Linked DNA regions of Homo sapiens: region 2 is linked to region 1. The links are chromatin loops, found by intact Hi-C in ENCODE. Cell type or tissue: natural killer cell. All regions are shown on one strand. Each heading gives the region's core, and the rest is flanking DNA. Links, peaks and the distances in the headings are about the cores only. Region 1 has its middle 220 kb from the start of CD96. Region 2 overlaps CD96 (CD96 molecule).

Region 1 (15,412 bases), core at 3,712-11,711:
GTAACTTATAAAAACACTCTGTGGGCCTGTGGTGTGTATTACTAAAGAGGAGTTCCTTCTGAGCTCAGATTTCTTTGTTGAACAGATCTCTGTATGAATACAAATAATCATTAGGGAGACAGCTGGCTGTTGCTGTGTATCACCGATAAAACACTCTTTTCACATTCCTGTCTTTTCTTCCTGGGAATTTTGCCAGAAGGGCTGAGAGCAAGTGTTTGGGTAAGCAAGTGGGGTTTTCTCTCTGCTTCTGTAAGGTCCCGTGGGATGTATTGATTCTCCTACATCTGTAGCATCAGGGACGAACACGCATCTAACAGACCAGGATAAATAGACTATGCAGGGCCAGTTCTCCTGAGCTGATTTTGTTGACAGGGAGGCCAATGATATTAAAGTGGCAAGGCCATTTGCACTGTCAAGAGTTGAAGGTTTCTGGGACTTCTGCCTATTGCAGTTGTTGGGAGGAGCAGATACTAGAGAGGAAGATCTGGGACACCAGTTTGTCCTTTTCTGTTCTTATGCTGTACCTACCCAGGACACTTAGCTATTTTCATAATTTCAGCTATCACATATAAGCAAATGACCTTCATCTCTATATCCTTGCCCTTTGTTTTAGATCTGTATGACCAAATTTCTGTTTGACATCTTTATCTGAATATCACACGGGAACTTCAAACTCAACATATTCAAAGATGAACTTATGATTCCTCTAAAATTACTCCTGCTTTTGCATTTTATTTACAAGTGAATGGCTGCACAGTCCACCCAGTCATTCCAGAAAGAATCTTTTATTCATTCACTCACTGATCTGAAATATATTTATTTGACTGCATACTCTGTATCAGGCAATGTTTGCTTCTTGTCTGTATAGTTAAAAGACAAAATCCCCATCCTCTAGACAGTGCATTTTAGTGGGAAGATATTGACTTTGAGTGTGGCAAGAATAACAATAAAAATCAAATAAAATGGGCACACTAATAAAAGAATTTCAAGCAATAATAAGATCTAAAAAGAACAAGGAATAGAATAGAAGGTGGGAGTTTCAGGAGGACAGTCAGAAGCTACTCTACCAGGGTGGTCAGGGAAAGAAGTTAAGGAGCTGACATTTAAGTAAATAATTAAAATCTGCTGCTGTAGGAAGATTTGAAGAAACAATAAATGCAAAGTTTCTACATCTATGTGTGCAAATTATGTATGTGTGTATGTATGTATACATATTACACATATAATTCTATATATTACAGATACACATGTCTGTATATATATAGATATATACATAAATATGTATTATATACATTATATATATTTTTACACATATATACATATATGTGTGTGTACATATGTGTGTGTATGTTTCTATATATGTATATATGTAAATTTCTTGTCCAAAACTAGAGTTCAAAAGTACAATATAAAGGATTAAATAATATAAAAACCTTATACAGGGTTAAGTAAATGAATACCCATATAAATGGGAAAAGATGAAGGTAAACCAACAGTGATTTATATTCAAAAATAAGAATAGCAAAAATTTCAAACCATGCCCAACTCAAGACCACGTTAGTGACATGTTCACTAATGCAAGAGTCCTTTCTGAAAAGTGTTGGAAGTTTGACCACTGGCACATGCACCTGAAGAGAAAGAGTTTGTAGTTTTATCAAGCACTTTGCAGCTACCAGTTTTCTCAACTAATCACTGAATTGAGAAACGTTGATAAAGTCAAGGGACCTGCTAATTTTAAGTTTAAGATGTTTATAGATGCAAAAATTCTCAACAAAATCTAGCAAACCAAATCCAGCAGCACATCAAAAAGCTAATCTACCGTGATCAAGTAGGCTTTATCCTTGGGATGCAAGGTTGGTTCAACATATGCAAATCAATAAATGTGATTCATCACATAAAAAGAGCTAAAAACAACCATATGATCATGTCAATAGATGCAGGAAAGGCTTTTGATAAAATTCAGCATGTCTTTATATTAAAAACTCTCAACACACTCATTGAAGGAACATACTTCAAAATAATAAGAGCCATCTGTGAAAAACCCACAGCCCACATCATACTAAATGGGCAAAAGCTGGAAGCATAACCTTTGAAAACCAGAACAAGACAAGGATACCCTCTCTCACCTCTCTCAACACTCCTATTCAACATAGTACTGGAATTCCTGGCCAGAGCAATCAGGCAACATGGAGAAATAAAGGGCATCCAAATAGGAAGAGAGGAAGTCAAACTATCCATGTGTGCAGATGACATGATTCTATACCAGAAAGCCCCATAGTCTCTGCCCCAAAGCTCCTTGATCTGATAAACTTAACAAAGTGTCAGGAAAAAAATCAATGTACAAAAATCAGTAGCACTCCTATACATCAACAACATCCAAGCTGAATGCAAATCAAGAATGCAATCCCATTCACAATAGCCCAAAAGGAGTAAAGTACCTACGAATACAGCTAATCAGGAAGGTGAAAGATCTCTAAAACAAGAGTTGCAAAACACTGTTCAAATAAATCAGAGATGACACAAATGGAAAAAGATTCCATGCTCACAGATAGGAAGAATCAATATTGTTAAAATGGCCATGCTGCCCTAGGCAATTTATAGCTTCAATGCTATTCCCATCAAACTACCAATGATATTCTTCACAGAATTAGAAAACACTATTTTAAGATTCATATGGAACCGAAAAAGAGCCCCAATAGCCAAAGCAATCTTAAGTAAAAAGAACAAAGCTGGAGACATCACATTATCCTACTTCAAACTATACTATGAGGCTGCAGTCACCAAAAGAGCATGATACTGGTACAAAAACAGACACATAAACCAATGTAACAGAAGAGAGAGCCCAGAAATAATTCTGCACACTGATGAGAATCTGATTTTTGACACAGTAGACAAAAACAAGCAATGGGGAAATGATTTCCTATTCAATAAATAGTGCTGGGGCCAGGCGCGGTGGCTCACGCCTGTAATCCCAGCACTTTGGGAGGCCGAGGCGGGCGGATCATGAGGTCAGGAGATCGAGACCATCCTAGCTAACATGGTGAAACCCCATCTCTACTAAAAATAGAAAAAAATAGCCGGGCATGGTGGTGGGTGCCTGTAGTCCCAGCTACTCAGGAGGCTGAGGCAGTAGAATGGCATGAACCTGGGAGGCGGAGCTTGCAGTGAGCCGAGATCGGGCCAGTGCACTCCAGCCTGGGTGACAGAACGAGACTCCATCTCAAAATAAATAAATAAATAAATAAATAGTGCTGGGATAACTGGCTAGCCATATGCAAAAGATTGAAACTGGACCCCTTCCTTACACCAAATACAAAAATCAACACAAGATGGATTAAAGACTTAAATATAAAACCTAAAACTATAAAGGCCCTGGAAGATAATCTAGAAAACACCATTCTGGACATAGGACCTGGCAAAAATTTCATGACAAAGATGCCAAAAGCAATTACAATGAAAACAATAATTGATGAATGGGACCTAACTAAACCAAAGAGCTTCTGTACAGCAAAAGAAATTACCAACAGAGTAAATATACAACCTACAGTATAGGAGAAAATGTTTGCGAACTATGCGTCTGACAAAGGCAAAATATCAAGAATCTATAAGGAGCTTTAACAAATTAACAAGCAAAAAAAAAAAAACAAAAAAACAAAAAACAAAACCAAAAAGTGGGCAAGGGACATTAATAGACATTTTTCAAAAGAAGACACACAAATGGCCAACAAGCATATGAAAAAATGCTCAACATCACTAATCATTAGAGAATTGCAAACCAAAACCACAATGAGATACCATCTCACACCTGTCAGAATGGCTGTTATTAAAAGTCAAAAAGTAACAGACACTTATACACTGTTGGTTGGAATGTAAATTAGTTCAGCCAATATGAAAAGCAGTTTGGTGATTTCTCAAAGAACTTAAAACAAAATACCATTCAACCCCGAAATCCCATTACTGGCTATGTACCCAAGGAAATATAAATTGTTCTACCATAAAGACATGTGCACATGTATGTTCATTGCAGCACTATTCACAATAGTAAAGACATGGAATCAAACTAAATGCCTATTAACAGTAGGCCGAATAAAGAAAATGTGGTATATACTGCATGGAATACTAAGCAGTCATAAAGAAGAATGAGGTTATGTCCTTTGCAGCAACATAGACGGAGCTGGAGGTCATAATCCTAAGTGAACTAACACAGGAACAGAAGAGCAAATACCGTACGTTCTCACTTATAAGTTGGAGCTAAACATTGAGTACCTATGGATAAAAAGAAGGGAACACCAGATACCTACTTAAGGGCGAAGGGTTGGGGGAAGGTGAGGATTGAAAAAACTACATATCAAGTACTATGCTTATTATCTGGGTGATGAAATAATATGTACACCAAGCCCTTATGACATGCAATTTACCTATATAACAAACGTGCACGTGTACCCTGAACCTAAAACAAAAGTTTTTTTAAAGTTTAGCATGTTTAAAAATTTAATTATTATTAACACTATTGAGTTTCAAGTAAATCTTGGTATTATGCAAAAATGAATGTCTATAAGTTAGGACTTATATATGTTTTTCACTCGAGCAACATTTATCTCAAGTTTAATATACAAGGCACTGGACTAAGCCCTGTAAAGTATATGAACACAAATCAGATACAGAGCTTTCCCTGAAGAAGCTCACAATTCAAATGAAAGAGAGAAAAATGTACATAAGTGACTGTAAATCAAGACAGAAAGAAATTACTCTCTTAGTAAAGATTTTAAGGGGGGTCAGAAGATGATGAAATAAATTCCATTTGGAGGAAATAAGAAACAACTTCAGAAAAGACATGACCTTTGAAGCATTGGTTGAATTTGAACATGAAGAACTAGAAGGAGAGCCTTCCAGTAGCATGAAGCTGCGAGAAATGGTGAGATAGCACAGGGATGTGGTAGCCATTGGCCTTTCATGTATATTTTGACTCTCCCTTCCTGCCAGGCATGTGGTAGGATTGTACATCCCTTCTCACTTGAAATTTGTTATGACAACATGGGTCATTTTGATAAATGAAATATGAACAGAAGGGATGTACATTATTTGTGGGCAGAATGAGCACACACTTCACCAAATTGCCTGAACTGTCACAGTGCTTATGGAAACATGAGTCAATATGGAGCTTCCAACAACCTGGGTCGCTAAGCATTGAAATGAGCAGGATGCTGCCACCCCTAACAAACTTAAAAAATATATATTCCTTTTGTGTGTGTGTGTGAAGCAACTGAGATATTGGACTATTTGGTAACACAGCATACACTAGTTCATTCTAATACAAGAATTGTGTACAGTTCAGCCCGGCAGAAGCTTCAAATATAGGAAAGGCAGTGGTGGGAGAGGAGTGACAGATACATAATTATACAATTACAGCAAAATGTGAGAAGTATTCTCATCAAGGTTAACATTCTCAATATATAAAGATGTATATAGATCAATAAGAGAAAGCCTTAGATAACAGCAGGCAAATGGAAATAGGCACAGAGGTTGACAAAATATAACTAATAAGCATATAAAAATGTTAAACATTATTGGTAATTAATGAAATTCAAATGTAAAGAATGAAATGGTACTATCTGCCTTTAAATTTGGCAAAAATATTAAAAATAATAGGATCCTCCCTTGTGTTTTCTGATGGGAATGCAAACTATAGAAATTTCCAGGGAACAACTTGGCAACATGCATGAATGACCTTAAATTTAACCAAGTAATACCTCTTCAAGAAACATTACTTTCTTTTTCACTAATTAAGTCTCTTTAATTTAAAGTTTCCGAAACCAACCAGACATGGTGTGTCCAAATAAGGGTATTTATTGAAAAGATACTGGTGAATCTGGGGATATACAAGGAATGGGTAAAATTCCAGGCTTTGGGAAGGTCAGGAACCAGGGCAGCTTTGGCGATCTTATCAGCAGGATCATTCTTCCTCTGGAATGTTGCCAGTATGTGACTTGGCTAGAAATAACACTCAGTGTCTATGTCTCTCGGGTTAAAATGCCAAATTCCAAAACTAAATAGACTAGTTTGGGTCTGGCATACAACACTGCACACATTAGGTATGGTTAGAAAGGCAGGATTCCACAGCTTGAATATAAATATAGAAAACACCTGCGGGAGGAGCAGGTGGTTCCCAGAGAAGAGATGTTTAACAGGCCACTTGATATGTATCTTAAGGAAATGATCAGAAGTGGGAACAAAGGTTTCTGTGTAAGAGGTTCATCCTAGTGATATTTAAAACAGCAGAAAAAAAGAAACCCAAAAGTCCAGGGGGATGTTGTTTACTTAAATTATTATGAACTATTATTTTCAGTTAAAATTTGTATTCATGAAGAATTCAGTGTTGTGGGAAAAGTGCAAATAATATTATATCCAGTAAAACATTTTTTATAAAAGTTTTTAAAATGCCACAAAACATAAAAATATTAACCAAGGTCTAGTGTGACTGGTAGAGAAGGTTATGAAGAATGAGTACTTTTAAAATTTTTCTTGATTTAAGCAAATTACCTATGATGGTCATGCATGACTTTTATAATCAGAAATTTATGCTATTTTAAAGAAGATGTGCTTGATAGAGGCAGTATTTAGCAGTAGTTGAAATTCCAGAGTTAATCATTCTGTGTTTATATTTTGGTTCTGCCATTTATTAGCTGAGCAATCTTGATCACATGGATTGACCTCGTTCAGGCTGAGTTTTTGTATCTGAACGTGGAGAAATAATAATTCTTACAGCCTTGGGCTTTGTGAGCATTAAGTGTATGTAAAACACTTAGCCCGCTGATGTTTCTCACATCTGATGAAAGGTAGCTATTGTTATAATAACTGAGGAGCACAGATAAGGAACAACTAATCCTACCCGGAAGAGCAAGAAAATGTGATATTTTAACTAGATCTTCTTTCATTTGTATTTATTTCTTGATATAGGGTGCTACTATAAATTGGGTCATTTTGAAAGGAAGTTGGCGATAAATCAAATCCATTAATATAAACATTCCCATAATGTATGGCTCCTCTTCACTTTAAAAGTGCGCCAGGTAGCTTCTGAACTGTGCTCACACAGGGAGACGCATGGGTCTAAGCAATGCAACGAAAAGGCTTGATTCTCCCAGAGCCCTCTGGGGCTTGAACATCTGCAGTGGGGCAAGTTAGACCAACTTCAATAAAGAGTCAGTGCAACCTCCAGCCTCTGGTGCAAAGAAGCCATGAGCTTTGCTTCTCCTTGGCACAGAGGGTGACCTAGAAGCTGCAAAGCCAGGACCAAGTGGCAACTGCCATCTGTACAAAGCAGTGTTGTAATGGGGCTGGGGCTGGTAGGGGTGTGCAGTCCTTGCCCTAATTCTGCCTTTATGTTTCCTTTCTTGCCTCTCCCTCCCTGTCTGAAGCTAAAATTGAAAATAGAGTTTAGAATCTGAAGCTCTCTTACAACCCTCTTTTCTTTCCAATAGGCAAATAGTTCTCATCCATTTTCCACATAAGCCTTACTGTCTTGCTTGGCTAAAGTTTTTCTGACCCTCAAGGTACTTCAGATCATTTGTAGATAATGGGAAAAGCAGTGCCGTTTTATTAATAATAAAGGCCCAAAGCATAAACACATAGTGCCACTCAGCAATATTTATTTTTTAAAAAACCCAAACACGAAACTTTCATGTATGCTGAAATTAAAAGAGCCTTTTCTTTCCTGCTTTTTTGACTTTCTAGCTCCACCCAACCACATTTTTGCTTTTCCTTAAAATATGTACTAAGTGTACATTTAAGTGCAATAGATCATTCAGTACAGGCCAGGAGAGAGCTGATTTTGACTGGCCATCCTACCCTCTTCCCTTCTAAGACTCTTCAAATCAAAACTGTGATAATGGCCTTAGAAATCATCTTGCCTATACGTTTCCATTTTGCAGGTGTGGAAACAGACCCAGATATGCTATGAGATTTAAGATGCCAAGAGATATTAAGGCCTAACAGTTAGAATTATAGCCAGGTCTTCAGGAATTTATTTACCTCCTGAGCTCCCATTTATTTCATCACTCTCACTGTCTTAAGAGTAAAATGCAGCTGAACTGTGCCTGTCATGATAGCTAATTTTCATCTTGAAGATTTCTTAGAGCCTATAGTCCAAGTAAACTACGAGATGGGACAAAAGTAATTTACCTCACTCCACATGCCACTCCATTTCTCCTCTGTACCTCTAAGACCACCTGGGACTTTTTAAAAATACCAATATCAGGTCTTATTCTAGGCCTATTAGTTGAGAATCTCTCAGGGTTGAGCCCAAGTATTAGTATTTTTTAAAATCTCCCCAGGTGATTCTAACGTGTAGCCAGTGTTGAGAACCACTAGGCTGAGACTGCTTCCTTGTTTTTAGTTTCATTTTGTTCTAGCCTCCTTTTTTTTCCATTTCCTCCTCTCTTCCTTTATTATTCTCGTTCATTCCCTTTGCTACTTCTCTCTTATCTGGCTATAATAGGGAATTGAAGTTTATTGTTACATGTTTGCTATATATATTAATTTTTGTTTGCTGCTTGGGCATAATTTTTAAATCAGGTGATTTGAATCTTTTTTTCTCCTTCAAAATATCTTTTCTTCACCCTTCACAAAATTTAATTAGGTTTTTGCTAACATATAGCCTTCGGTTAACTTATTTTCCTGTGTGAAATGGACCTCTGTAGAAAAAAAAAAGGTGACAGAACTCTATCATTTAATGGTTATTAACATACCTTGGACACTATTGACCACCTTTTCTTTTCAAAACCCTTGACATTGCATTGTTCTGGCCTCTGACCACATCCTGACTGATGTTTCATGGCATCTATTTCTCTTCCAGCTCTAACAACCCATTTCTGCTCTCACTGTACACAGTCTTCCTTGGTGATCTCACCTACTTCACAGCATCTGTCTCCCATCGGTGTCTCTTTCACTCTTAACTTTCACTCTTACTCTCTTTCTGCAACTTTATAATTATTAGCTGAATAATCTCTATCCTTACCTTCCTTAGTTCTTCAAAATCAACATAAACTCATCTTTTCCTCTTCTTTTTGCATCTCCACAAAAGGTTCTTTCTCCATTTATCAATGCATATAGTTGTTCATTTATATCCTAATTTGTTCAAATGATAAATAAGTGTTTGCTATCTACAATATACCAGGTAGAATGATAGGTAAGGAAAAGCAATTTTGAGAAATTGAGTTATTGTTAACAATTACTCACTTCTTCCTTCTCCTGGAGAAGGTACTATATCCCCGCTCATTGCTGTGTGATTTATGGTGTTTTCCGTGTGGAAAGTAATACTTTTCTGCTTCATTGACTTTGGGTTTGGTTGGCCATGTGACATATTTTGGGCAAAGGAATATGGGCTGTGATATACACCATGAGTGAGCAAAGGCTTTCAAAAAGCATTGCAAGTTTGGCCAATGCTCTGGCCCTGCCTTCCCTTGCCTGAGAGCAGTATTCCCAGAGAGGGCTTGCCCCTTCTTCCTGGCTTCTGGAACGAGAGGCCATAGGCAAGAGAGCTGCAGCCTGAAGCAGAGCTGCAGCTGACTCACAGTCTACATATCATATGAGCAAGAAATAAATGATAGTTGAAAGCAAATGGTGCTTCGGAATTATTACAGCAGCTAAACTGTGTAATGCAGCAATGATGAATTAAACACTGTCCTTACCAGCCAGGGCTCAGAGTTCAGCAGAGATCTCCAATTCCTAAGATTTGTCTCTTCAGACATTTTCAATTTTCCCTCTTCCAATCTTCTAGATTCAGCATCCACATTGCCAACTCCTTTTCACTGCCTGTCATTCTCTCAATTATTGTCATAGCCTTTATTTCGTTTCCCTGCTCTCAACCTGCTTTCTTAACTCAATTTTTCCTGATAAGTCATTGCCACAGTATATGTTCGTTATGAATCCAAGTATGTTGCAAGTAATCCAAATCTCAACTCAAATTGATTTAAACAATGGAGATATTTATCTGGTTCATGTAACTGAGAGTGTTGAGGCAGAAATGACTTTAGGCAAGGCATGGTCCAATAATTCAAACAATACCAAGGACTTGTTTTCTCTCCATCATTTCTTTTTGACTTTTTTTTTTAAATAAAAAAAACCACAGCTTTATTGAGATATATATCACATACCGTAAAATTCACCTGTTGAAAATATACAATTTAAGGGTTTTAAGTATATTCAGAGTCAAGCAATCATCACCACAAACAATTTTAGAACATTTTTCATCACCTCAGAAAGAAACCCGTTAACCTTTAGGTATTACCCCCTAGTATCTCCATCCCCTCTTCCCCACAGGCCTAAGCAACAACTAATCTACTAGTATCTCCATCTCCCTCCCCCGCAGCCCTAAGCAACCACTAATCCACTTCCTGTGTCTCTAAATTGTCCTATTCTGGACATTTTATGCAAATAAAATCATGTACTACATGGTCCTTTGTGACTGGCATTTTTTCCCTTAGTATAATATTTTAAGGTTCATACATGTTATGGCATGTATCAATATTACATTGCTTTTCATGGCTGAGTAACATTCCATTGTATGACTATACCACATTTTGTTTTTTAATTAGTTGATAGATATTTGGGTTGTTACATCTTTTGTCTGTTATGAATAATGCTGCTATGAACATTTGTGTATTTTTTTGTGAACATATGTTTTCAATTGTCTTGGAATGAAATTGCTGACCCATATGGTAATTCTGTTTAACTTTTTGAGGAATTGCCAGATTGTTTTCCAAAGTATCTGCACCATTTCACAACCCCAACAGCAAGGTAGGCGGGTTTCAATTTCTCTAAATCTTCACCAACAACTATTATTGTCTGTCATTTTGATTATAGCCATCCTAGTGGCTGTGAAGTGGTATCTCGTTGTGGTTTTTACTGGCATTTTCCTAATGACTAATAATGTGAGCATTTTTTTTTCATGCACTATTGGCTATTTATATATCTTTTCTAGAGATGTGTCTATTCACATCATTTGTAGGTTTCTAAATCAAGTTCTCATTTTATTATTGAGTTGTAACAGCTCTTTATATATTCTTTATATATTCTGGATACAAGTCTCTTTCTCAGATATATGATTTGCAAGTATTTTCTTCCACCTCGTGAATTGTCTTTTTATTTTTTATATTTATATTTATATATTATTTATTTATTTTATTACTATTTATTTATTTTATTCATTTATTTTATATTTTTTGTATTTTTATTTTTGTGATTTTGTGTCTTTTGAAGCACAAAAGTTTTTAATTTTGATGAAGTCTAATTTATCTATTTTTTCTTTTGTCGTGTGCTTTTTGTGCCACATAAAAGAATCTGTTGCCAAATATGAGGTCATAAAGATTTACTGCTATGTTTTCTTAGAGTTTTGTAGTTTTAGCTCTTGCATCAAGATCTTTAATCCATTTTCAGTTATTTTTGCATATTGTATGAGGTTAAAAATATAACTTTACTCTTTTGCATGTGGCTATCTAATTGTTCTAACACTATTTGTTGAAAGGACTATTCTTTATCTATTCAATGGTCTTGGCATTGCATTGAAAATACAAATCAATTTGGGAGTCTAAATATTTGGAATTATATAGTGGTGATGGTTGCAGAACTTCGTGAATGTATTAAAAACCACTAAATAGGCCGGGTGCAGTGGCTCACGCCTGTAATCCCAACACTTTGGTAGGCCAAGATGGGCAGATCACAAGGTCAGAAGATCGAGACCATCCTGGCTAACATGGTGAAACCCTGTCTCTACTAAAAAATAACAAACAAACAAAAAAAATTAAACAGCCATGGTGGTGGGCACCTGTAGTCCCAGCTACTTGGGAGGCTGAGGCAGGAGAATGGCGTGAACTCGGGAGGCAGAGCTTGCAGTGAGCTGAGATTGTGCCACTGCACTTCAGCCTGGGTGACAGAGCAAGACTCTGTCTTAAAAAAAAAAAAAAAAAACCACTAAATCATACACTAAAAAAAGGTAGATTTTATGCTATTTGAATTCTTTTTCAATTAAAAAAAGTCTACCCATTCTCTAAGTTTTACTGATCTTCCTGAGCATATCTCCCAATCTGATCTGTTTGACTCTTCCTTTGAATATTTATCTTAGGCAGACCACTTTTATGCAACTGCCATGGCCTTCTCATATTTGTGTGACTTTCAAAGGTTTAAATGGGATGTATATTGAGATGGATATTACCACTAGAGACTGGTTGGTTATCCATAAAGAAACTATATAGGTAGCATTATAGTAGAGAAACTGCTGTGGTCCAACCCGTAATTCTAGCCTCACTATTCAAAAATTCTATCTTGTCAGTGTTCCACGTCAATCACATCTAGCTCACAATTCTTAAATGCACAAAAGTATGAACATGAGCCAAGAATGAAATTATGTTAATTTAGAATGAGATCAACTGTCTAGTAAACTGGTCATACTAGTGGATGGTCGTTCTCTGGCTATACAACAAATGCAATAGCAAAAGCCAGAAATTTGCTTGGTAGGCATGTAATCAGAGCGATGCTGTGATTCAAAAGCTTGGTACAAAAGATACTCTAGTCAAAAGCAGCTTCACAGTAGGGCTAAACCAGACAACAGAATTCAATAGTGTTTATCTCTGTGGCTCTCCTTTATCCAAGGATCACCTGATTCTTGTCCATCTTGCTTCTAGTCCAGGAAATATTCTATCTCCATGCTGCCGTTTTACAGACTTCTGATCATTCCTTATTCTCTGATTTCATAATTTGAATCCTAGAAAGAAGCCTTGCAGTAGTCCCAGCCAATGCTTGTTTTTTTCCCTCCTTGAGATTGTAAATTCCATAAGACAAAGACTGACTAGAGATTTGTATCTCTTGCAGTACCTACCATAGATCTGAGTGTTATAAGTATGATTAAAATGAACTGAATCTTGAGGAAATGTGCTATCTTCAAAACACATTTATTGGTAACTTTCTTTTCCTTCATGATATTGTGTATGACAATAGCAGAAATTTAAAATTCTGTCAATGTGGCTAATGTCAATTTCCTGCATTATATTGCTTCTCTATATTGAATAGATTTATTCTGAGGAATCCATGCCTTGTTTTATGTGAAGTCACTCAAGTAATTTTAACTCAAAAATAGCTATTACAAGTGCACTATCTTCTATTTCAGTGATTCTCAAACTTAGCTGTGAATCAGAATCACTGGGAGGGCTTGCTAAAACATAGATTGCTGATCCCCACCCCAGAACTTCTGATTAAGTAGGTCTGGGTTAGGGACCCAGAATTTGCATTTGTAACAGTCTTGTCCTCAGGTGGTGCTGATGCTGCTGGTTAAGAACTAAGTATGCTTGGAGAACCATTGCTCTCCTTCATCCCTCTTGGTCTTCAATGTTTGAATTGAAGCCTCAAAGTGTGGTCTGTGGGCCCAAAAACCTTCAGTACCCAAGAATTTATTAGAAGTCAAAGAGTTCGGGCCCCACTCGTGACCTCTGAGTCAGAATCTGGATTGTAACAAGATCGCTCAGGTGATGTGTATGCAAGTCATTAAAATTAGAGAAGCATTGACTTAGAGCACCAAGAGAGGTCACTTGCAAGCAGGCTAGAGAGGTGTCAAGTGAACAATGATCTAATTAAAAGTAACAGGAACCTGCAAGTGTGCTACATTGTGCATATTTAAGACTAAGCTGAGAGCAAAGAAAACAATGTGACTAAATCAGTCAGGGTCTTGGCAGGACACAGATGGGACTGAGTACTCAAAGAGGGAATTAAAGAGACTTTATTAAAGACATTATGTTAAAAGATATGGGCAGGATCAAGCTTACCTATAATAGATGATAAAACACTTATTAATATCAGCAAGAAGCTCTTACCACCAGTAGGCCTAAATGGCAAGGAGATCTGAAGGGAAGTGGAAGGCAGAAAAACACCCAGACTTCTTCTTCTTCTCATCCTTTAGTATCCTCATGCCTTCCACTGGCCAAATCCACCTAGAAGGCCAAGGGCACCCCAACCTAGCTAATACAGCCTCTAGAAGTCAGCCTCCTAGGGGCACAGAGAAGAATGCAGCAGGGTGGAGAGCTCTCCCTTAAAAGAGTCATTTATTGTCCAGGTACCAGTCAGAGTAGGTCAGATTGAAAGTTATACCCTTATTTTTTTAATATCCAAATAAAAGTATATGGGGGAAATGTTAATAATGTTGATATAGAATCAAAAAAATTAATAATGTTGATAGAGAAAATCCAAATATTCCTTCTTCACCTGCAACTGAGAAAATCCTAATGTCTGCCACCAAAGGAGAAAGCCTACAAGGTGGCATGTAATAATAACTTAGATACCGGTCAGTGAGTCAGCTGGCCATTCTTGCTGACCAAGATTGTCTGTAGAGCTCATATTGTAAATGAGGAATGGAAAAGTGAATAGGTAGCTGATCATCTCAGTGACTACAGGAACTGTGCAAAGGCTGGGTAAGCTTTGTTGGGATGAGCATGATGATAGAAGGTTCAAGCCAGGTCTCATGTGGAAACAAGAGTGAATGGGCAATTATTCTCTGGAGTGATTTTAAAATGTCTTAGGGTGAATTCTCTTGAAGGATGACACTCTGTGTATTGCTTATCCTAGGTCATAGCTTCCCATGTTATCATGAGTGCATATAAATTTCCCAGGGATCGTGTTAAAATACAGATTCTCCTTTAGTAAGTCTGGGCTAGGCCCTGAGATTTTGCAACTCTAACAAGCTCCTATGCGATACTAATGTTGTTGACCTTAGGAATACACTTTGAGTAGCAAGGTCCTAAGGCACAGAAAATCAAGAACAATCTTGATTCCACTGAAATTGGGATTTTCCTGTCTTTGGCCTTTGGAAAATGGGTGGTAAATTAAAGTAGATCCATGGGAGGAAGACAGGATGGGTTGTGGAGGCAGTACAAGATCATAACTTTTTGTAGCCCATAACTTATTCTCTTCTTTTCCCCAGCAGGGAAAAGCTATAGAATTTGTTCTTTTTGTTTTCAACTTTTCTTGTCTTAGTCCCTAACATACTCCTTAGCCCCTAACATATCCCTACAGCAATCCCTTTGATCTTCAAATAAACCTTGTTTTATCCCATTACAAATGTTGAAGCAGGAACCACAGTTGCATGTAATTTGTGTTCCATACCTTCTTGGAGTTGGCTTTTTATGTACATAGGTCTAAGATGAGGTAAAGAAGTGAGTTCGATTCCACTGTCTTTGATAATAAAGCATATTTGACAGTCTATAAAGTGTCATTGTCCAACATTTCCAAGGACATAGAATCCTTGTGAACTAGTCATCACCACTGTAAAGGTAAAAACTATGCCTAAGAGACAAGTCACTAACTTACACTGCCCCCTTGAAGAAGTTACAAATCTATAGGCAATGAGTCAATCAGCAACACTCACTGAACA
Region 2 (15,412 bases), core at 3,649-11,648, 300 kb after region 1:
TAGTTACAGAATCTCCAGGTCAGGTTCTAAGAAGGGATTTTTTAAAACAAAACAAAACTCCTAAGAAATAAGCAGTGTTGCTGCACACTGTGCCACAGTTTGGTCACTGTTCTCCTGCTGCTTTTGTCTTGGATATGCACTTTGGCAGGTAACGCCCCACCTAGCTCTCACATCCAGTTCAACTCAGCACATGGAAAAAACACCCCTGAGGGCTTGTAAAAGCCCAGCCCTGGAATGGACAGGTGCCAGACATGGCTATTACTAATCCATGACATGTGAGACCACACACTGGGCTTTTGCATGGCTATGCCCTCTGCCTGAAAGCTCCCACCCTCCCTCCGCTGGCCACAATCTCCCACTAAATTCCTTGGGAAAGCTTTCCTGGGATTCTGACTGGGCTACCCCTGCTTTAATATGTTCTAGCATTTGAATTGGCTTATGTGATCGTCTGGTTGATGTCCATCTCCTTCATGAACTTAAACTCCAGGAGAGCAGTATTCCCAGTGCCAAGCACAGTGCCTGAAATTTAGAGACTCTCAAATGTTGGTTAAACAAACAAAAAAAATGTATGCAGGGAGTATCAAGAGAGGACTATGTGAAGGTTTTTAGAGATCAGGTCATGGAATGTGAAGGGGCCTTAACCTTGAACCACAGTGTAAAGTGGGAGAGAGAGGGGTAGATTTAATTTATCTAGGAACTACATAGTTCTCTAAAAGACTTTAACTCTGACTTCTACATAATGAGTGAGGTCCCATAGTAAAGGGGTCATTATCCCAATAACCTGTCAAGTTGGTTCAGACCCTCAAGTGAAAGTCTAAAGAAAATTCAGCTGGAGACCAATAGGAGCGAAATAACTTTGTGCTCCCTGGGGAAAGAGACTAGGAGACTAGGTATCATTGATCTTTTTGTTCCCCACACTTGGCATGTATTCAGCCCTCAATGTACTCCACAGCACTGTGTGTGAGAAGGGTAAAGCAACATAGATGTCTAAGTTGGGGCAGAGACATAGTCACACAAGGATTAAGGCAGCATGCATCCCTGAGGCATGTTTCTCCCCCAACAAGGTCCCTAAATAACATAATAGGTAGAATCAAATGAGTGAGTTCTCCTTCTCCTGCAGTAACCCTTGAGAAATGATTTATGTCACATTATTTTCTGACCTCCAGAAGAGAACATTTAATCAGTCATTTTAATATAAATGAAATTCCCAATCAAGTTATACTTCATCAGGATTCCTGTGATTCCTGCCAGAATTAAATCACATGTCCTGGTCAGTGCCAGCACCCAGTGTGGGCAACCAGGCTGGCATAGGAAAGTGTCTGTTGCTTGCAGGTAAGATATATTTTTAAAGGCTGCTGGCAGTTGCTTATTAGACTGAGATTTCTAGGTAGTGGTCATGTAGTTTACAAATAAATATTAAGTTCTTTGATGTTTATTTCCTAGATCTTTTTCATCATCCTCATTATGACAATTGTTATCATAGCACCACTGTTAAGAACAATTCCTTTGAATTTACTTACCAAGTCTCTCAGCAAATACTTTTGGAGGTTAATTCTCAGCATGAGAGAGAGAAGGTAGGGGAGGAAGGAGGAAAGAACCATCTTTATTCATTAGGAAGAGCCTATCATATCTCTCAGTATCTCACAGTGTTCAAATTACTTATACCTAATTTATTTATTTTCTTCTATATAATTTTTACCTTGTCTTGTCCCAAAAGGAATATGAAGTAACTTTAAAAATACATAACAATACAGAATTTTGAAAAGAGGTAACTGAAGGAATTGCTGCAGAGAGAACAAAAGCAAAGTCTTCTTAATGACAGAAATAAAATTATAAATCACTTGGTGATCCATAGGTTTGTAAAATGGTATAACAAGGCAGTTGTCCAGAAGCACAGCCGCTCTTAATGCAGAGACTGCCTGGGCCCTCCTCTAGAGGGCGTGGTGGAGCACAGTCCCAGGGACTTTCTCACTGCAAGTGAACAATGGCGACCCCTCCCCGCATCGTATTAGACTGTCATCTAGTGTCAGCCAATGGGAAAATCCTCAGTACTATATAAGAGCAATTCCACAGTGACTAGGAATGTAGTTCCAATACTCAGTTCAAAGCAATCTACAAAAGCATCATATATGCTTTAGGTAGTCAATCTTGTGCAATTTTTCTATTAATACAGCCTTTGATGAATGGTGGGAGGCAGTGAGCTAGAAGTTACAATTACCGCACAAGAATCTGGTACTGATGGCTCAGTGGGATGGCAGAGGAGAAGAATTGTAGGTGATTCTGCCAGTGAGAAGTTATTACCCTACCACAAAGCTAATGCCCCAGCCTACTATCACACTCTGTATTTCTGACTATTAGCCCTTTTCTAGTGCAACACTTTGGAATGTAGTTCTTGACTTGGGCCAGGCCTGGGGAAGAAAGAATTAGTTACCTTAGATCAACTTTCTTCCAGAAAGACCAAGGTAAATGGGGTAATTGTGGAACTCCTCAGGAGATTCAAGTGGCCTATAGTTAGAATATGCTTGTATTATCAACATCTGCTAAACTGCAAGTGACCTATTTTACAGATTCTAAGACATACTTTTTAGCATTTACTACATGTCAGGCACTCTTCTAAGTATTTTATATGTATGACTCTTTTAATCATGAAGCCACGGTGTGTAAGTATCTTTTTGTAGTTCATTGATAGGCTGCATTGCAAAAAAAGGTTATCATTGATGACCTCTGGATGTGAACTACTTATAAATGCATTAACCACAATGCCAACTTATTCATTTGATTTGATTGCCCATGTTCTCTATTTAAGGCATGTCCTTTCACATAACTGAGGTACCAGGAAAGCTGGCTGCCATTCACTACCAACTAAAGCTTGAGGATGAATGAACATACTGGCTATCATACTGTAATGATATTTTATAGGATACTTTACACAATTATACAGCATTCTTTTTATGAAGATCTGGGGAAAAGTTTCTTTTTAATCACAACAAAAAGAATAACTATTTCTCTAGCTATTCATAATAATACTGTTTTTATCTTATTATATTCATCAAGCACATAACCTATACTCTTTATTTCTTAGCACTTCCTACCAGAAAGGTCAGACCAAATGTGGGGCCCACATCTACTAAGAGCATAAGACATCAGGAAATGCACTTTGTCCACTATCCCTGTTTAGGTTTCAACAGGACTCAACATAATTTTTCTACTGTATTTTCCTTGTTCCTATTTTGCCTTTCTGCTTTTATCTTCTTGTATTGCACATTGATATAAACCACCTTAAATACATTTTGGACCAAAAGAGAAATGCACACAAAATGTATTTAAAATTTTTATTTCCAAGAGATATAAACCTGATTTCAATGGACTGTTGTTGGATATTCTTCTTTAATCTACCTTGCTTTATATAATAGTTCTAAAATATAGAGCTATTTTCAAATGAATATGAATCAGTCTTTCATTTTGGGGGAGTGAGGGGGAAGGAAGAGAATGTAACAATTATGGAGTATAAAGATGGAGAAATGACTTTGCAAACTAACAATTGAAGTAAATATGAAACCATATTTAGCATGTGAAGATACGGTTTTCACAGTAGTATTTGTGAAAATTCACTATAAGGTAAGTTTCATGAGAGCAGGGACCCTGTCTTCATTGTTTATTACTATATCCCCAGCGTGCAGAATAGAGTCTGGCATACAGTAGACACTGAAATAATATATTTTGAAAGTATGAATATAATACATTTAGAATTAGGAAACCGGGTTAATAGCAAAGAAATGATATTGGATATTGATTATTTAACCACAAGCATATTCCTTTTGGATTCGGTTTCATCATTTATAAAATGAGGCTGTTCACTAAGATTCTTTCCAACTCTAATATTCCAGGCTCTTGTTAAATGTAGTGGCACAGTTAAACATACGAATGTAAATACATATAATAATTTGGGAATTTTATTTTCAAAATAGGATATCCAGCTACATCTTCAGTGACCCTTGTAGATGTGAGTGCCTTGAGGCCAAACACCACTCCTCAACGTGAGTTCAGCAAAGTTTTCCTACATGATTGGAAAGAGACAACACACTCACAAGTTTTACTACTGCTTCTATAATGTTGACGTTTCAGCAAACAGCTGTATTTTTCATTTGATGTTTGTTAATATCTTGGTTTTGGGTTACTCTGCGGTGACTATATATTGATATGACAATTTCTATAATCTTAAAAAATAAGGGCTGGTGATTTATTATATTGTATCTTTTATTTGTCAAGGGATTTTAAGGTAATATTAAAGTAGTCTTCACAATACTCTCAGTGATCTGAGTTTGTGACAAGAACAGAAAAAGAACACAAATCAGTGACAAGCTGGCATTAAACATAAACTACAGAGCTTTTGCTTAATATGCCAGCTAGTGTTCCTGCATAGGGAAGCACATTTTCAATTTCAGATTTCCCCAAAGTCACATAGATTAAAAATTCTGTGCATCAAAGCAAAGTTAAATTACAGCTTTCGAAAAAAGCTGGATTCTGAAAATAATTTTGTCTTTCAGCCAGCAATTCCAGTATGACTACCCGAGGCTTCAACTATCCCTGGACCTCCAGTGGGACAGATACCAAAAAATGTTAAGTATAATCGTGGGTCCCTTGAGTCCTCTGGACTTCAGTCATTCATCCGACAGATATATTGAACGACATCTATGTGCTTTGTTTGTAATAATATTTGCAAATGTTCACAAAGCATCTATCATGTTTAAAGTATTGTTGTAGATTCTGAGACTACACCCATGGACAAAAGAGATCTAAGCTCCAAATTCTGATTAAGGGGAGACAGACAAGTGGTGATAAGTTATATGAAAAAAAGGCACAGGAGGGAGACAGTGGGAATCGAGAGTGAAGGGTTGCCATTTTAAATGGGCAGTCTTGAAAGGTCTTACTGAGGAAGGTGACATCTGAGCAATGCTATAACCAGTCAACCCGAAAGAGCAAGCTGTGAATATATTTGGGGAAAGAGCAAACTAGCTAGAAAATGCGTATCAGTAATAAAAATGAAAAGAGAGAGACCAACGTGAGTCCAGAAATTGTTTCATTCTTCCTTTTAATCTGGCCAACTAGCAGTAGAGTCTGTAAGTGCTGCTTTAGCAGATACAGACAGGATCTGAAGAAGAAATATATTGCCTCTTAGTGGTATTAGACAACGATCAGTGTGGTGGGGAAGTGGTAAGGAAGGAGGCTGGAGCAAAAGGAGAGAGGACGATGGATGCCACAGGGCCAGAACTCTGAATTTAAATGTTAGACTCTTTGCCACAAAGCGTAATGTGTATGTCCCTTTGGAAAGCATTTAAGTTTTACAGTTAAAACCTTTAAAAATATTTCATATACTCTTGCTCCCTCATTCCTGGGAACTTGTCCTTAGGCAAGAAAGAGAGAAAAAGAACATGAATAGGACTGCTCTTTGTAGCATTGTTTATTTATTTTATCTTTTTGATGGCCCTCAGGCTCACAGATTTGAATTAATCATAATATTTAATTCATGAGACACTTTCATCATTGGTCGATGCATGACCCTCTGTAATTTAACATATTTCTTTTAATAAATATGTTAATGTAATAGACACCCATGAACCCAGTACCCAAATATAAGAATTGAAAAGACAGTATTCAGAAGGGGGAGCATAGAAAGAAATCTAAAAATAAATGGAACTTAAGTGTCTATCAAAGATGGTGTGGCAGATTACTGTGAAAAGAGGAGACTGTTCAGCAAAAGGATCTAGAAATAGTGATTATTGATAAGAAAAAAAATTAAAATGTACCCCTGCCATGCACATTACACAAAAATAACTCTATATAGTTTAAGATCTTTATGTCAAAAGCAAAACATTAAAACATGGAATAAAATAAATGTGGATTTCCTCCTGCTTTGGAGTAGGGAAGGGCTTAACAAAGAGACATAACCATAAAAAATATGTAAAAATTAGAATAAAATTAAGAAACTTGGGTTCATCAAAAGACGTCTTTAAAAAGTAAAACAAAAAGCAAGCTATAATCTGGGGAACATATTTGCCACACATATAATTGAAAATGAATCAGGAATATATAATTGACTAAGGATCAAAATTTTACATCAAGAGATTACAAAGAATGCCTACAAATTAATAACAAATATGACAAAATAAACAAAAGTCACACCACAAAACATGAAACACACGTGGCTAGAAACATCTAAAGAAATGCTCAATCTCGGCCGGGTGCAGTGGCTCACGCCTGTAATCCCAGCACTTTGGGAGGCTGAGGCGGGTGGATCACGAGGTCAGGAGATCAAGACCATCCTGGCTAACAGTGAAGCCCCATCTCTACTGAAAATACAAAAAATTAGCCAGGCGTGGTGGTGGGCACCTGTAGTCCCAGCTACTCGGGAGGCTGAGGCAGGAGAATGGTGTGAACCCGGGAGGCGGAGCTCGCAGTGAGCCAAGATCGAGATTGCGCCACTGCACTCCAGCCTGGGTGACAGAGTAAGACTCCGTCTCAAAAAAAAAAAAAAAAAAAAAAGAAATGCTCAGTGTCTCTGGTAATCAGGAAATATAAATGAAGACTAGAATTAGAAAATCATTTTATATGTAATCAGTTTACAAAAATTAAGAAATCTGATATTGCCAACTATTGAATAGGATTTATCCAGCATCCTTTCAACATAATTTCTTATATGTTACTGGTGGTACCATCACTTTCCACCATCCTTTGGCATTGTATTTCAAAGCTGAATATGTGCATACCTACAATCCAACAATTCTATTCCTAGATATAAAAATCCCTCCAAAATTAGTACATCTATGCATGAGATATGCACACAAATGTTTGGAGGAAACACTGTTCATATAGCAAAAACTTTAAGTAATCTAAATGGCCATAGTCAGGAGGACAGATAAATAAATTGTAGTATACTAATAAAATATAATATTAAAGAGCAATGAAAAACAAGTGAATGGCAACCATATACAACAGCATGAATGAATCTTAATAACATTATGTTGAATTAAAAAGTAAATACCAAATAACAACATATGGCATATTTTCTAATGAAATTTTAAAGCAAGTATAAACACCATATGCCTTAGACGTAATATGTGATATAAAATTTTAAGCTTTATAAGTGAATAATAATTATAAACATTCAGGACAGCATTTGCTTTTGATGGAGATATAAGGGATGAGACAGGGAGAAAACATGTATAAATCTGTGTACATGAGTAGGAGTGAGAGGGTATTAAGAGGGTGAAAAATATGTTCAGTAATAAGAAATGGCAAATAGGATGAGATAACTCAATGAAATACTATGAAGCCAGCCAAAACAATAGCCATAACCCTGATCCGTTCTTCTTCACTGGGCAGGACCTCACAGCTGGGGCCTCCAGCCACCCCACCAGCTGTATTCTATGGACAGAACTCTGATGTCTCCTTGGGACAGAGTGCCTTGTGGGAGGGGTGGGCCATCACCTTGGTTGTTTGGATGACTCAGCCCTTCCAGCCTGTAGGCACTGGAAAGTCCAAACGGAACAGAGCAGAGGCAGTTCCACAACACAGTTCCCCAGCACAGCTGTTTTGTTAAGGAATGACCAGACTGCTTCTTTAAACAGACCCAGATCCATTCCTCCTCACTGGGAGGGTCCTCCCAGCCAGGGCCTCTGGCCAGCCCCACCCATGTTCTATGGCCAACAGAGTTCTAATTTCTTCCTGGGACAGAGTGCCCAGTGGGTGAGGCAGACATTTGCTGTTTGGGCATCTCATCCAGTTCAGGCTGTGGGCCTTGAAGAGCCCAAATCAATTGGGTGCTGAAGAGATCTCCAACATAGCACAGCTGCTCTACCAAAATGCAGCCAGACTGCATCTTTAAGCAGGTCCCTGATTCCATTCCTCTTGACTGGGTGAGATCTTCCAACTGGAATCTCCAACCACCTCCTACAGGCACGGTCAGGCCAGCAACAGGTCAGTACCCCCCTGGGACAGAGCTTTCAGAGGAATAGGCAGGTGGCCATATTTGCTGTTTCACAACCTTCACTGATGATACCTCCAGGTACTGGAAAAACCAATGTGACTAGGGTCTGGGGTAGACCCGTAGCAAACCACAGTAGCCCTACAGAAGAGTGCCCAGACTAGTCGTTCAAAGAAAACAAATAAAACACAACAGCAACAACAAAACAAAAAAACCATCCAAAGGTCAGCAAACTCAAAGATCAAAGGCAGATAAGCCCACAAAGATGAGAAAGAATTAGCACAAAAACACTGAAAACTTTAAAAAAAGAAAAAGAAAAAGAAAAAAAACAACAACCAGAATGCTCCCTTTCCTCCAAATAATCTCAACACCTGCCCAGCAATGGTTCAGATCTGGGCTAAGGCTGAGATCACTGAAATGACAGAAGTAGCCTTCAGAATATGGATAAAAATGAAGTTCACTGAGCTAAAGGAGCACATTGTAACCCAATGCAAAGAAGCTAAGAATCATGATAAAACAATGCAGGAGTTGACAGCCTAAATAGCCAGTACAGAGAGGAACATAACCAATCTGATAGAGCTGAAAAACACACTACAAAAACTTCACAATGCAATCACAAGCTTTAATAGCAGAATAGACCAAGTGGAGGCAAGAATCTCAGAGCTTGAAGATTGTCTTTCTGAAATAAGACAGGCCAACAAAAACAGAAAACAGAGTGAAAAAAATGAACAAAACATTTGAGAAACAGGGGATTATGCAATGAGACTGAATCTATGACTGATTGGGGTACCTGAAAGAGACAAGAATGGAACCAACTTGGAAAACATACCATCCAGGAGAACTTCACCAACCTAGCAATACAAGCCAACATTAATTTCAGGAAATACAGAGAACCCCAGTAAGATACTCCATGAGAAGATCATTCCCAAGACACATAATCGTCAGATTCTCCAAGGTCAAAATGAAAGAAAAAAATGGTAAGGGCAGGCAGAGAAAAAGGCCAGGTCACCTACAAAGGGGAAGCCCATCAGACTAACAGTGGACCTCTCAGCAGAAATCCCACAATCCAGAAGAGATTGGGAGCCTACATTCAACATACATAAAAAAGAATTTTCAACCCAGAATTTCATATCTGGCCAAACTAAGCTTCATACATAAGGAAGAAATAATATCCTTTTCAGACAAGCAAATGCTGAGAGAATGCATTACCACCAGATCTGCTTTAGAAGAGGTCCTGAAGGAAGCACTAAAAATGGAAAGGAAAGACCATTACCTGCCACTACAAAAAAACGCTGAAGTATACAGGCCATTGACATTATGAAGCAACCATATAAACAAGTCTGAAAAATAACCAGCTAGCATCATGATTACAGGATCAAATCCACACACAGCAATATTAATTTTAAATGTAAATGGGCTAAATGCCCCAATTAAAAGACACAGAATGGCAAGCTGGATAAAGAACCAAGACCTGTCAGTATGCTGTCTTCAAGAGACCCATCTCACATGCAAAGACACACAGAGGCTCAAAATAAAGGGATGGAGGGAAATTTGCCAAACAAATGGAAAACAGGAAAAAGCAGAGGTTGCAGTCTTAGTCTCTGACAAAGCATACTTTAAACCAACAAAGATAAAAAAAAAAGACAAAGAAGAGCATTACATAATGGTAAATGGTTCAATTCAACAAGAAGACCTAATTGTCCTAAACATATATGCACACATACAGGAGCACTCAGATTCATAAAGAAAGTTCTTAGAGACCCTCAAAGAGACTTAGACTCTCATGCAATAATAGTGGGAGACTTTAACACCCCAGTGAAAATATTAGACAGATCATCAAGGCAAAAATCAACAAAGACATTCAGGACTTGAACTCAGCTCTGGATCAAGTTGACCTGATAGATATCTACAGAACTCTTTACCCAAAAACAACAGAATATATACATTCTTCTCATCACCTCATGGCACTTCCTCTAAAATTTATCACATAATCAGAAACAAAACACTCCTCAGTAAATGCAAAAGAATGGAAATCATAACAAAGTCTCTCAGACCACAGCACAATCAAATGAGAACTCAAGATTAAGAAATTCACTCAAAACCATACAACTACATAAAAATTGAACAACCTGCTCCTGAATGACTTTCAGGTTAATAATGAAATTAAGGCAGAAATCAAGAAGTTCTTTGAAACCAAGAACAACAATACAATGTACCAGAATCTCTGGGACACAGCTAAAGCAGTGCTAAGAAGGAAATCGATAGCACTAAATGCTCACATCAAAAAGCTAGAAAAATCTCAAGTTAACAACTAACATCACAACTAAAAGAACTAGAGAACCAGGAGCAAACAAACCCCAAAGCTAGCAGAAGACAAGAAATAACCAAGATTGGAACTGAAATGAAGGAGATAGACACACAAAAAACCTTTCAATAAATCAGCCAATCTAGGAGCTGGTTTTTTAAAAAAGATTAATATGATAAATATACCACTAGCTAGACTAATAAGAAGAAAAGCGAGAAGAATCAAACACAATCAGAAATTATAAGAGGGATATTACCACTGACCCCACAGAAATACAAACAATCGTTAGAGAAAAGTATAAACACCTCTCTGCAAATAAACTAAAAAATCTAGAAGAAATAGATAAGTTCCTGGGCATATACACCCTCCAAAGACTGAACCAGGAAGAAACTGAATCCCTGAATAGACCAATAACAAGTTCTGAAATTGAGACAGTAATTAATAGCCTACTAACCAAAAAAATCCCAGGATTATATGGATTCACAACTGGATTCTACCAGAGGAACAAAGAAGAACTGGTACCATTCCTACTGAAACCATTCTAAAAAATTTAAAAGAAGGAAATGCTTCCTAACTCATTCCATGAGGCCAGCATCATCCTGATACCAAAACCTGGCAGAGATACAACAAAAAAAGAAAACTTCAGACCAATATCCTTGATGAACATCAATGCAAAAATCCTCAACAAAATACTAGCAAACCAAACTCAGCAGCACATCAAAAAGCTTATCCACCATGATCAAGTTGGCTTCATTCCCAGGATTCAAGGCTGGTTCTACATACACTAATTAATAAATGTGATTCATCACATAAACAGAACTAAAGACAGAAACCACATGATTATCTCAAAAGATGCAGAAAAGGCCTTCAGTAAAATTTAACATCTTAAAAACTCTCAATAAACTAAGGATTGAAAGAACATACCTCAAAATAATAAGAACCATATATGACAAACCCACAGCCAATATCATGCTGAATGGGCAAAATCTGGTAGCATTCCCCTTGAAAACCGGTACAGGGTTGCCCTCTCTCAGCGTTTCTATTCAACATAGTATTGGAAGTTCTGGCCAGGGCAGCCAGGCAAGAGAAAGAAATAAAGCACATTTAAATAGGAAATAAAGGAAGTTGAACTATCTTTGTTTGCAGATGACATGATTCTATATCTAGAAAATCACATTTTCTCAGCCCAAAACTTCTTAAGCTGATAAGCAACTTCAGCAAAATCTCAGGATACAAAATGAATGTGCAAAAATTGCTAGCAATCCTATACACCAACAACAGGCAAGCTGACAGCCAAATCATGAATGAATTCCCATTCACAATTACCACAAAAAAGAATAAAATACCTAGGAGTACAGCTAACAAAGGAAGTGAAGAGCCTCTTCAAGAACTACAAGCCACTGCTCAAAGAAATCAGAGATGACACAAATGCAAAAACATTCCATGCACATGGGTAGGAAGAATCAGTATCATGAAAATGCCCATACTGTCCAAAGCAATTTATAGATTCAATGCTATTTCCATTAAACTACCATTGACATTCTTCACAGAACTGGAAAAAAAAAAAACTATTTTAAAAGAGCCCAAATAGCCAAGGCAACCCAAAGCAAAAAGAACAAAGCTGGAGGCATCATGCTACCCAACTTCAAACTATACTGCAGGGCTATAGTAACCAAAACAGCATTGTACTGGTACAAGAACACACACATAGACGAATAGAACAGAATAGAGAACCCAGAAATAAGACTACACACCTACAACTATCTGATCTTTGACAAACCTGACAAAAACAAGCAATGAGAAAAGGATTCCCTATTTAATAAATTGTGCTGGGAGAAATGGCTAGCCATATGCAGAAAACTTAAACTGGACCCCTTCCTTACACCATATACAAAAATCAGTTCAAGATGGATTAAAGACTTAAACCCAAAACTATAAAAACCCTAGAAGAAAAGCTAGGCTATACCATTCAGGATATAGGACGGGCAAAGATTTCATGATGAAGATGCCAAAAGCAATTGCAACAAAAACAAAAATTGACAAATGGGACTTAATTAAACTAAGAAGCTTATGCACAGCAAAAGAAACTATCAACAGAGTAAACAGACAACCTACAGAATGGGATAAAATTTTTGCCATCTATCCATCTGAAAAAGGTATAATAGCCAGCATCTATAAATACCTTAAACTAATTTACAAGCAAAAAACAAACAACCCCATTAAAAAGTGGGCAAAGGACATGAACAGACAGTTCTCAAAAGAAGACATACATGTGGCCAGAAACATGAAAAAAAAGCTCAACATCACTGATCATTAGAGAAATGCAAATCGAAACCGCAATGAGATACCATCTCACACCAGTCAGAATGTCTATTACTAAATAGTCAAAAAACAACAGATGCTGATGAGGGTGTGGAGAAAAAGGAATGCTTTTATACTGCTGGTGGAAGTGTAAATTAGTTCAACATTGTGGAAGACATTGTGGCGATTCCTCAAAGACCTAGATGCAGAAATATCATTCGACCCAGCAATCCCATTACTGAGTGTATACCCAAAGGAATATAAATCATTCTATTATTCAAGACACATGCAAGGGTATGTTCATTGCAGCACTATTCACAATAGCAAAGACATGGAATCAACCTAAATGCCCATCAATAATAGACTGGATAAAGAAAATGTAATACATATACACCATGCAATACTATACAGTCATAAAAAGGAATGAGATCATGTCCTTTGCAGGGACATGGATGGAGTTGGAATCTGTTATTTTCAGCAAACTAATGCAGGAATAAAAAGCCAAACACCACATGTTCTCGAATTTTCTCCATGTCAGCAGTGTTATCATTTATGTGTTCACTGAGGTGGCACTTTTAGTTGCCTTCAATAACTTTTTCTTTGCATTCACAACTTGGCTAACAATTTGGCCCAAAAGGCCTAGCTTTGAGCCCATCTCAGCTTTTGACGTACCTTCCTCACTAAGCTTAATTATTTCTAGCATTTGATTTAAAGTGAGAAAAGTGCTTCTCTTCCTTTCCTTTGAATACTTAGAGGCTGTTTTAGGATTATTAATTGGCCTAATTTCAATATTGTTTTGTCTCAGATTAAAAAAAAAAGGCCCAAGGAGAGGAAGAGGGATGGGGGAACCACCAGCAAGTGAAGCAGTTAGAACACACACAACATTTATCAATTAAGTTCTCCATCTTCTACGGGTGCAGTTTGTGATGCCTCAAAATAATTTCAATGGTAACATTTAAGATCCCTGATCACAGATTACCATAGTAGATATAACAATAATATGAAAGTTTGGAATATTGCAAGAATTACCAAAATGTGGCACAAAGACATGAATTGAGCACATGCTGTTGGAAAAAAAATGGCACCTATAGACTTGCTTGACACAGGGTTGCCACAAAGCTACAATTTGTAAAAAAATAAAAATAAAAAAAACAAATGCAGTATCTGTGTCTGTGATACAGATACATGGTCAGGCACGCCTGCACCAATTTCTGGGGGCTTCATGGGTTTCCCCATGGTTAAGGCATAAGCCCCATACTTCCAAAGCTTGTGAATGTCATCTTTGTCAGCAAGAGTATGAGGGCCACATTTGTGGACCAGGTGGACATGGCAAAACTGGGCACAGAAGCTAGCATCAGTGTGTGCATCCTGGCGGCAGAGGTGGTGCTGGCCCAGTACATATTCACCTTGAAAAGGAAGATGAGATGAAAAATCAAGATCATCAAAATTCCTGTGTCCAGGCCTTGTATCTCCGGATATTGTTTGCCACCTATACTGTTGTTCAAGGACAAAATCGAAAACAGAAGAACTCAGAATGCCTTAAGGAGTATTGAATAGCTAAGAAGTTGCTCATCAAAAGTCTGCTGTGCATGTAAAAATGATGCAAGAATTCCAGAAAAGTTCAGTTTGCATCAAGAACCCTGCAAAAATAACAAATTATCTGTGGTTTTATTAAAGGAAGATGCCAAACTTTAGTAATAATGGACTTTGATATGACACTAAGTAGATTTTCCTACCAAGGGAAAAGATGCCTAATGTGTCATAATATGATTGACAACTATAAACTTGTCACAGGTGAATGTCAAAGAGGTTATTGCAACTAAAGGAAAAATATTTTATTATTGAAGTTGAACCTGTTAACTTCAAGAGAAGTACCCATTTATGGTAGAATAGTATGCTGCCCATCAATAGTGTCTTTGTTGAACAAACTTTACCAAAAAATGAAATTTAAAGAAATCGTGGAAGAATCTGATGTTATGCTCAAGGAAGGATATAATAATTTACTTGAGAAGCTCCAATAACACAGTATTCATGTTCATATTTTCAGCAGATACTGGTGCTGTAGAGAAGTTTATCAGTCAAGCTGGTGTTTATCATCCAAATGTCAAAGTAGTGTTTGTTTGTAGATTTGTGAAAATGTGTACTCAAAGGATTTAAAGGAGAATTACCTCATGCAGTTAACGAACATAATGTTGCCTTGAAGTACACAGAACATTTCAGTCAATTAAAAGACAATAGCGACAGGGCACGGTGGCTCACGCCTGTAATTCCAGCACTTTGGGAGGCTGAGTCAGGTGGATCACCTGAGGTCAGAAGTTTGAGACCAGCCTGACCAGAGTGGAGAAACCCCGTCTCTACTAAAAATACAAAATTAGCCAGGCATGGTGGCACATACCTGTAATCCCAGCTTCTTGAGAGGCTGAGATGGGAGAATCACTTGAACCCGGGAGGCAGAGGTTGCAGTGAGTGCGATTGCGCCATTGCACTCCAACCTGGGTAACAAGAGAAAAACTCTGTCTCAAAAAAAAAAAAATAGACAATAGTAACATAATTCTGCTGAGACTCCCAAGAAGACTTTAAAAGGGCATACAAATTAGCCAAATTTTCACATTCTGAAAATTAGATCCCTAAATGATAGAGTGGATAAGCATTCAGGAAAGTATTGTTTCATCAAAAGATGAATCACTAGAAGTAGCCAACTCCATCTTACAGACGATTCTATAAACAAGCATTCTTCAGGATGTTCTCTCCTGCAGGAGCAAGAGATACCAGAATTGTTCATCTCTTCATCTTGCTGAAAGGCTATTTTTTATAATATCTTT

Evidence for each region. A loop is a pair of places that touch in the nucleus more often than their neighbours do. Peaks named below come from ENCODE experiments on the same cell type or tissue, not always from the same donor. Only the 100,000 strongest peaks of a DNase experiment are listed, where the experiment ranks them.
Region 2: a loop joins it to region 1, with 6 times the contacts of the local background. A loop is called at or near these places in 3 of 110 quality-filtered maps.

What each region holds. Positions count from the first base shown.
Region 1 is chr3:111,315,979-111,331,390 of GRCh38, forward strand. No RefSeq gene overlaps it. Among named protein-coding and RNA genes, the nearest start is that of CD96, 220 kb to the right of the region's middle. In natural killer cell, for the core only: no CTCF peak of the experiment used is centred there; DNase peaks (open chromatin) are centred at 8,353 and 8,863; H3K27ac peaks cover 1,092 bases.
Region 2 is chr3:111,619,786-111,635,197 of GRCh38, forward strand. It overlaps CD96 (CD96 molecule), which reads left to right. Exons shown (of 14, transcript NM_005816.5): 9 at 3,969-4,037; 10 at 4,548-4,619. It also overlaps the pseudogene NT5C3AP2. Among named protein-coding and RNA genes, the nearest start is that of ZBED2, 32 kb to the left of the region's middle. In natural killer cell, for the core only: no CTCF peak of the experiment used is centred there; no DNase peak of the experiment used is centred there.